2 separate regions of the Homo sapiens genome follow, and region 1 is linked to region 2. Evidence: chromatin loops called from intact Hi-C (ENCODE). Cell type or tissue: PC-3. All regions are shown on one strand.

What was found. Hi-C counts contacts between places; a loop is a spot of excess contacts. Peaks named below come from ENCODE experiments on the same cell type or tissue, not always from the same donor. Only the 100,000 strongest peaks of a DNase experiment are listed, where the experiment ranks them.
Region 1: a loop joins it to region 2, with 9 times the contacts of the local background. A loop is called at or near these places in 2 of 110 quality-filtered maps.

What each region holds. Positions count from the first base shown.
Region 1 is chr12:112,250,885-112,254,884 of GRCh38, forward strand. HECTD4 (HECT domain E3 ubiquitin protein ligase 4) reads right to left here. Exons shown (of 76, transcript NM_001388303.1): 22 at 3,159-3,278; 23 at 1,540-1,644; 24 at 87-250. Among named protein-coding and RNA genes, the nearest start is that of MIR6861, 90 kb to the left of the region's middle. In PC-3, no CTCF peak of the experiment used is centred here; no DNase peak of the experiment used is centred here.
Region 2 is chr12:112,339,269-112,343,268 of GRCh38, forward strand. All of the region lies in intron 1 of HECTD4 (HECT domain E3 ubiquitin protein ligase 4), which reads right to left. Among named protein-coding and RNA genes, the nearest start is that of HECTD4, 41 kb to the right of the region's middle. In PC-3, no CTCF peak of the experiment used is centred here; a DNase peak (open chromatin) is centred at 1,943; H3K4me3 peaks cover 790 bases; H3K27ac peaks cover 592 bases.

The sequences.
Region 1 (4,000 bases), 88 kb before region 2:
CTGGGAAATGTACCAAAAGGATTTTTCCACATAAAGTCCTTTTTCCTTTGCAGGCAACACTAGCTCAATTTCAACCTTTTTGTTACCTTTGTAAAAGTTTGGACCGCAATAGCTCCTGACAGGCTTCTTCTTCTTTGGTAATTTCTGGTCCATTGTACAGGATTCTTAACATGGAACAAGCTAACACAGACAGACCTAAAGCCAGGTCTACCAGAAAGGGCAAGCCTCCTGAGACATCCTCCGAAGACTCCTACAATGCAGACAGGGGTAAACCACACTGGTCAGTGTACACTGGCAGAGGCTGCTACCTGTGCTGCCCCACACTGCACTGTCCCCAACCACAGGGTTCTACAGAGCAGCATCGAGTATCACTGCTAGGGGACACAGGTACAGCACCCAAATCATGACTAGATGGTGGCACTGGAATGACCAGAGTGAAGTCTCAACACATTTCTGGAGAGAAAATAGTTGATCAGACCCCATATACAATAGTACAAATCAAATAAATAGTACAAATGAAATAAAGAAGCCTGATTCTTTGATAGCTTCCTCTCTGTTGTGCCCACCTAAGTATAAATCACTATTTTGTTTTTTCACTTCCACCCTGTGCTCAAACTGTGATGTTGTCAATGACTGCAGTGAATTCATTCAAGAAATATTTACTGGGTGTCCTCTGTGTGCCAGCCATTGTTCTAGGTGCCTGAGATACATCAGAGAATGAAATGAAGATCCCTGCTCTCACGGAGCTTACATTCTAGCAGTTAATGCCACTCTGGAGAGTCTTAGCTTGGTTAAGCTTAAGAAACCTCAAAGTCTAAAATACGTTTTCGGAATCAGGCAACTGGAGGGGTAAGTAGGATGCTTAAGTACTCTGTTTTTTGTTTGTTTGTTTGTTTTTTAATTTTTGAGACGGAGTCTCACTCTATCACCCAGGCTGGAGTACAGTGGCATGATCTCAGCTCACTGCAATCTCTGCCTCCTGGTTCAAGCGATTCTCCTCCCTCAGCCTCTCGAATAGCTAGGACTACAGGTGCCCACCACCACATCTGGCTAATTTTTGTATTTTTAGTAGAGACGGGGTTTCACCAAGTTGGCCAGGCTGATCTCGAACTCCTGACCTCAGCTGATTCACCTGCCTCAGCCTCCCAAAGTGCTGGGATTACAGGTGTGAGCCACCACGCCCAGCCGGATGCTTAACTACTCTTAAAACCCAGGATCTAAGTGCTTATTTCTATTAAGTTCTATTGAGTCCTCTTTGCCCTGTGGAAAGATGCTGGGGTCAGGTCACCTCCCCAAACTTTGAAGAGGGAGCTCCAATCAATAGATTTATTTCTGTGCTGCTGAGTTGATTTTAGGTCATGGCTAGTTTTATTCTGTAAAAGTACTACTAACTGCTAGTAGTTGACTAGTGCCAACTAGAAGAGAAAGATGAAAGAGTGACTCATATTCTGCCCTGTTTCCAAGGCAAATATGCTGTATGTAATCAAGGCACATAGCAGATAGTACATTTTGTCCACGGCAGTGGTTAGATTCAAGTACCTGAGCGCGAACTGTGCAAGCAAAGCCCCACATGGCTTTATCAGGAGTGTTGTGTTCACGGCCACTTCTCATTTCAAAGGAGAAGGTGACTGTATCTCCTTCCACCTTAAAATTTAAGGAAGGGGGGGAAATGCACTTTAAAAACAAGATACACAATTTCAAAAGAGCAATGAATTTCAGAGGTTTACTTTCAAAAAGGACCACAGCAATATTTCACTCCTTTTCTCATTTGCTTTTTGATTCAAATTCTATTCCCTCTCATTTAGACAACCAGTCCTTTAAGTGTCTCTCCTGATGAGGTCGCCTTTGGGATGAGGCATCTGTGAAATGGGCCACAGTTGCCCATTAGCAAGATCAAGGTAAAGGTTAATCAAATCTTGAAAATAATTTTTTTTTTTTTTTTTGAGACAAGGTCTTACTCTGTCACCCGGGCTGGAGTGCAGTGGCACAATCATGGCTCACTGCAGTCTCAATCTCCCAGGCTCAAGCAATCCTCCCACTTCAGCCTCCTGAATAGCTGGAACTACAAGTGTGCAGAACCATGCCCAGCTAATTTTTTTATTTTTTTTTTGTAGAGACAAGGTCTCACCATGTTGCCCACGCTGGTCTCAAATTCTTGGGCTCAAGCAGTCTGTCCACCTCAGCCTCCCAAAGTGCTGGGATTACAGGCGTGAGCCACCTTGCTCGGCCTTGAGCATAATTTCTCTCTTTTTTTTTTTGTAATGGAGTTTCGTTCTGTCACCCAGACTGCAGTGCAATGGCGCAATCTTGACTCACTGCAACCTCCACCTCCTGGGTTTAAGCGATTCTCCTGTCTCAGCCTCCTGAGTAGCTGGCATGACAGACACACACCACCACGCCCGGCTAATTTTTGTATTTTTAGTAGAGACAGGGTTTCATCATGTTGGCCAGGCTGGTCTCAAACTCCCGACCTCAGGTGATCTGCCCGCCACAGCCTCCCAAAGTGCTGGGACTATAGGCGTGAGCAGCTGCACCTGGCCATAATTTCTAACAAATGGCTTGCCATCTATGGCTGAATTAAAGAGAGTCCATAACATATATGAAATAAAGGCCCCGGGAACAGACTTTGGAGACATTTTTGGGTTTTAACAGACATTTCAGTCTTATATTCATATTCCAGGCAGATACACAGTTAAGTAGTTTGAGGGCCAAATTACAAAGCATGGCACTAATTTCATCAGTTTGAGAATGGATAATTGTTTTTGCTCCAAAGGCCCAAATTCATCTGAACACATTAACTCAATACTTTTACACTGCAATGGCCTTGTGGTTCTAGGGTACTTGTCAACAGGGAGTGTAGAGGAGAACTAAGCTGGAAGATCTAGCAACCCTTTTAATCAACAAGGAAGAAAATGCTGTGACAACTTCTATGCATGGAGTAACTTGTGAAAGGGAGTGAACAGGGGTCTGATGTCCTACAAGTGAAAGGAGGGTCATTCTGAATAGAAGGAGTGAGCTGACAGGCCTGGTAAGGTGGCTCCACCTCAACAAAAGCCCCCAGGGCAAATGTTTTTCTGGGATTACAGTTAGTACTTGGACCTGTGAGGACTGCAAGTTCATTTTCTTTTCTAGGAAGCGATTATGACTGAATACCATACCTTCACCAAGTCTTTCGGCCAACCAGTTCCTAAGACACTACGGCTGCCATATCCCAGTGTGTTGCCTCCATATTCAGCAACCTTCCTACTGTTTGTGTTAGGCCCCGCATATATCACCAACTTCAAAACAGAAAATATACTGTTAGACTGTAAAAGAAAAACAAAAACAACATCTACAAATAAAAAGGCTGCAAAAACATTTGTTTAAAATACAATTATAACCAGGCATTGGTGTCATTATAGTATAACTAATATTTCCCGATTTTTTTAGGTATAACTGATACTAGTTTGGATGCAATCAGTCATTGGTATTTACAGGGAAGCCACAGAGTAATAACAATTCTTAATAAAAAGAAGTATACTTTTTATATTACCACACTTTAATTGGCTTGGGGACCTCACATTAAATAGTTATACTCAGTTATTGTACATCAATATTTTTGAAATAGCTATTTTAATGCTAATTAATAACAAATAACTCATTAATAACAGTTTGGCCCCTTAAGTCCTCCCCAAAATTAATAAAGTGAGCAAATACAGATGGAAATATGGTTATATCTAACACAACAACAAAATAAAAGCACCAAAAAAAATCAATGAATAAATAAGAATTTTTAAAAATGCAACAAATTGAAAATAAGCCATATATTCTTAGGATGTTGCTTAATGGTATAAAAAGAAAATGATACAAATTTGGGCCAGAAAGGGGGCTGCTGCTTCTTGGGTCAGTTTTCATGTATCAATATTTCTCTAATTCATTTATAACCAGCTGGCTGACTTTCTAATCGGCAGAAGAAACATTTATAGCTCATTTGGCATTCAAAGACTTCCATAGGAAAAAT
Region 2 (4,000 bases):
CACATATCAACACACAAGAATCATGTAACACATGCAGGGTCCAAGAAAATGCAAGTCACAAAAAAATACACATGACATACTACATTTATATAATAAAGTCTTAAAACACACAAAACTAAAATAAGCCCTATATTGTTTAGGGCTATATGCATAATATGATAAAATAATAAAAGCAAAAGAAAAACAAAATTCAGAAGGGCAGTTTCCTATGTGGAAGAGAGGGAGTGTTGGTCTTGTACAGCTGACCAGGAGCTTTAAAGGTACTAGTAAGGGTCTATATCTTAACTGGATGGTAGGATCACAGGAAAATAAGGGGTGTGTGTGTGTGTGTATGTTTGTGTGTGTATTTAAAATGGCTACTCAAAAGATAGAGATACACAAACATGCACATACACATCCACTCAGACCTTTTAAATACAGACAGTCCCTGACTTACGATGTGCTTACATCTAGATAAACCTACCATAAGTGGAAAATGTAAACTGAAAACACACTTTCAGCCAGGCACAGTGGCTCATGCCTGTAATCCCAGCACTCTGGGAGGCTGAGGCAGGTGGATTACCTAAGGTCAGGAGTTCGAGACCAGCCTGGCCAACATGGTGAAACCCCGCCTCTACAAAATATACAAAAATTAGCCAGTCATGGTGGTACACACCTGTAATCCCAGCTACTTGGGAAGCTGAGGCAGGAGAATCGTTTGAACCCGGGAGGCAATGGTTGCAGTGAGCCAAGATTGCACCACTGCACTCCAGCCTGGGTGACAGAGTGAGACTCAAAAAAAAAAAAAGAAAAGAAAACTCACTTTCAACTTACAGTATTTTCAATTTATGATGGGTTTTTCAGGATGTAATTCATCATAAGTCAAAGAACATCTGTATATGATATAATTAATAATAAAAAATTGTAATTCCTATTGGTTGTTATTCCAGTACTGGAAAGCAGACTAAGATCACCATCCCCACTGCTGATAAGCACGAAATGGTTTCTCTAGAGATGTGGCTCTATCACTGTATAATGAAAGTATTCCCAATGCAAGGTGTGATGAGCCCAAGTGCTTCACATTTTTAGAAACAGTGTGAGCTGATGCACAAGCTACACTTGGGATGATGCTGCAATCAGCTCTGCCTCTGGAAGGAGCTATTGCTTGTCTGGGAGACTAAAGCCTAGACCAGGAGCTCTCCCATTGAGGTAGGAGGGAGAAACTGTCTTCCAGGTGGCATCTGGCAAGGTCTAGAGATATTTTTGGTTGTCGCAAGTATAGACGAGCTACTGGCATCTAGTGGGTAGAGACCAGGGATGCTGCTTACATCCTACAATGCACAGGACAGCCCCACAGCAAAGAATGATCTGGCTCAAAATGTCAATAGTACTGAGGATGAGAACGCCTGGTCTATAGTGACCCCTTGATAGAGTGTGTGCAGTAAGGCTAACTATTGCCATATGACATTAAGTACAACAATACCATCTCTCATAAAAGATATAGAAAGCCCCTGTTTGCAAAATTTATCAATCCTCAGAATTGTGCATAGGAACGATTCTATTCATGTGCCGAATTTGACAAATTTTATATATAATTATTAGGTACCAGAAGGATGCTGATAGACTGCATGCTCAAGGGTGGGGATTTACATTAATTCATCTTTATACCTTCTGCATTCAAACCTCAATGTGTCTTGAATAGTTTCTCCTGAAATGAGGCACAAAACACAATACCTGGCACAAGGTAAGCACTCAATAACATTTACTAATATTATTTTTAAAAATCTTTTTCGAATTAACTCTAAACTCTTGTCAGTATAGCTTATAGCTTTGTCTGTTTTGCTCACCAATGTATCACAAGTGCCAGAGAACTTGGCACATAATAGATGCTAGACAAATATTTACTGAATGAGCAGCAGATTAAAAATGCTACCTGTCAGTGCACATACATTAAAAATGCCACCTGCTAGGGAACATACATGCTCCCCCAAACAAGACAAACAAGCTACAGAAGGAGCAACAGACACAATAAGGCACCACTTCCAAATGCACTCCCAGGTCAGCACTTCTGTTTGAGACTTCTGACCCTTCACCTTTTTTAAGATCAGAGGCATTAACCTGTGCCTCTAAACCTGTGGTTTGTAACTGTTTGGCTGAATGTGAATATGCACCCAGTGACTACTCAATAAAAATTCCCAATAACTATGGCTGACCACTAAGTCCCTCTAAGAAACATAAGAAAGGTTACCTATTTTATGCCACTGAATCTTGCCCTTCCTGTCAATTCCTGCTCACAGCTGTGCCTGACTAATTAAAACTCCCTGGAAACCTCGTCTATCGCTTTACGGGTTATTTCTTCTGCTACATCAAAAGACTCCACTTTAGAATTCAAATCCATCTGTCTCCCTCAGTCTGCAAAGAACAAATGTTCAGAAAAACTAACCGACTAGCTAAAATTAAATGTACCTTTCCCAGCTAAGACTTAATATGTGTTGGGGGCAGGGAGCAAGCAATCTAAGGATAAACCACTAAAAAGAAGATAAAACAAAGCTTAACCATATGAGATAGTACTTAGATAGTCATTCAACTCCCATCTTAGCAGACCAGGGACAAATCCAGAAATTCTTGGTTGAAATGGATTTATATCCAAAGGCAAAATTTTCTGGTGAAGCTAATATATGACAAACATTGCTCACCCAAAATAATATGACTCTAGACCCCAAAGGTTTGCTCATCCATTTTCCTCTCATTTGGACCTCAGAGAGCCTAAATTGGCTCATAACCTATAGCTTCACTTTTTGATATATGAAATGATTTATTGTTGAAGGCTAACTATTGCCATCTGACATTAAGTACAATAAAATCTCTCACAAAAGGATTTATTGTTGAACTATTGGTCCTATCCCATGATCAGAAAAACACTAAAGGCCGGGCATGGTGGCTCACACCTGTAATCCTAACACCTTGGGAGGCCAAGGCAAGAGGATTGCTTGAGCCTGGGAGTTCAAAACCAGCCCGATCAACACAGGAAGACCCTGTTTTCAACAAAAAAATTAAAAATTAGCCAGTTGTGATAGTGCATGCCTGTAGTCCTACAGGCTCAGGAGGCTGAGGTGGGAGGATCGCTTGAGCCTAAGAGTTTGAGGCTGCAGTGAGCAATGACCGTACCACTGCACTCCAGCCTGGGTGACAGAGTAAGACCCTGTCTATTTAAAAACAAACAAACAAACAAAAAACAATAAGAAATGTAATCTAGTTTTTATGACCTTTCTTTGGAACCTATAACTTCAAACTTCTAAGAATTGTTTCAATTATTGAAGTAAAATATATAAAATTGCCTGATCTTAATGCTGCTTTTACTATCGCATCTGAGTTACAGTTTTGCCTAGAAGTAATTACAGGATGAATACACGAAAATATTCTAGAACACTGAAAAAAACTCTAGTGCAAAATGGATTTTAAGCAAGAAGTTGCCTCTGTGAGATCTGATTAAATTTTTGCTGCCAAAACCACGTATGCCAAATTATGCCATGTCATACCTATCTTCTGTGATGTCACAAGACATCTAAAGTTCAACTTCTCTTTCCAATATGCTTTTTCACCAAAGAAATCCTTTCCCTAGTAAGCAATGTAACAGTTAAAATGAAGCATAAATCACAACCAAAAAATTTTACTTCTTAGAAAGTTCCTTCAAAAACACTGTAATTTATTACACTGATGCACATGTAATTTACAACACTCTGTAACACTCAGAGGTTACTAGTAAAATGAAACAAGTTTCCTTCTTTTATGTTCAAAATCATATAACTGTACAATTTTAGAATTTCACAAAAACTCCTAAAGCTACAGCAAAATCACCTCCAAAGACATGTCAAATCTTTTTTTATTACACTGGAAATCTGCTGTACCAAATATAACAGAAAATAAATGTACAACCACTTAGGCTTAAACATATTTTTGTTACATAAATATGTTGTAAAAGGTTTAACCTGCATCCTTGATGTCCCACAGCACATAGGTA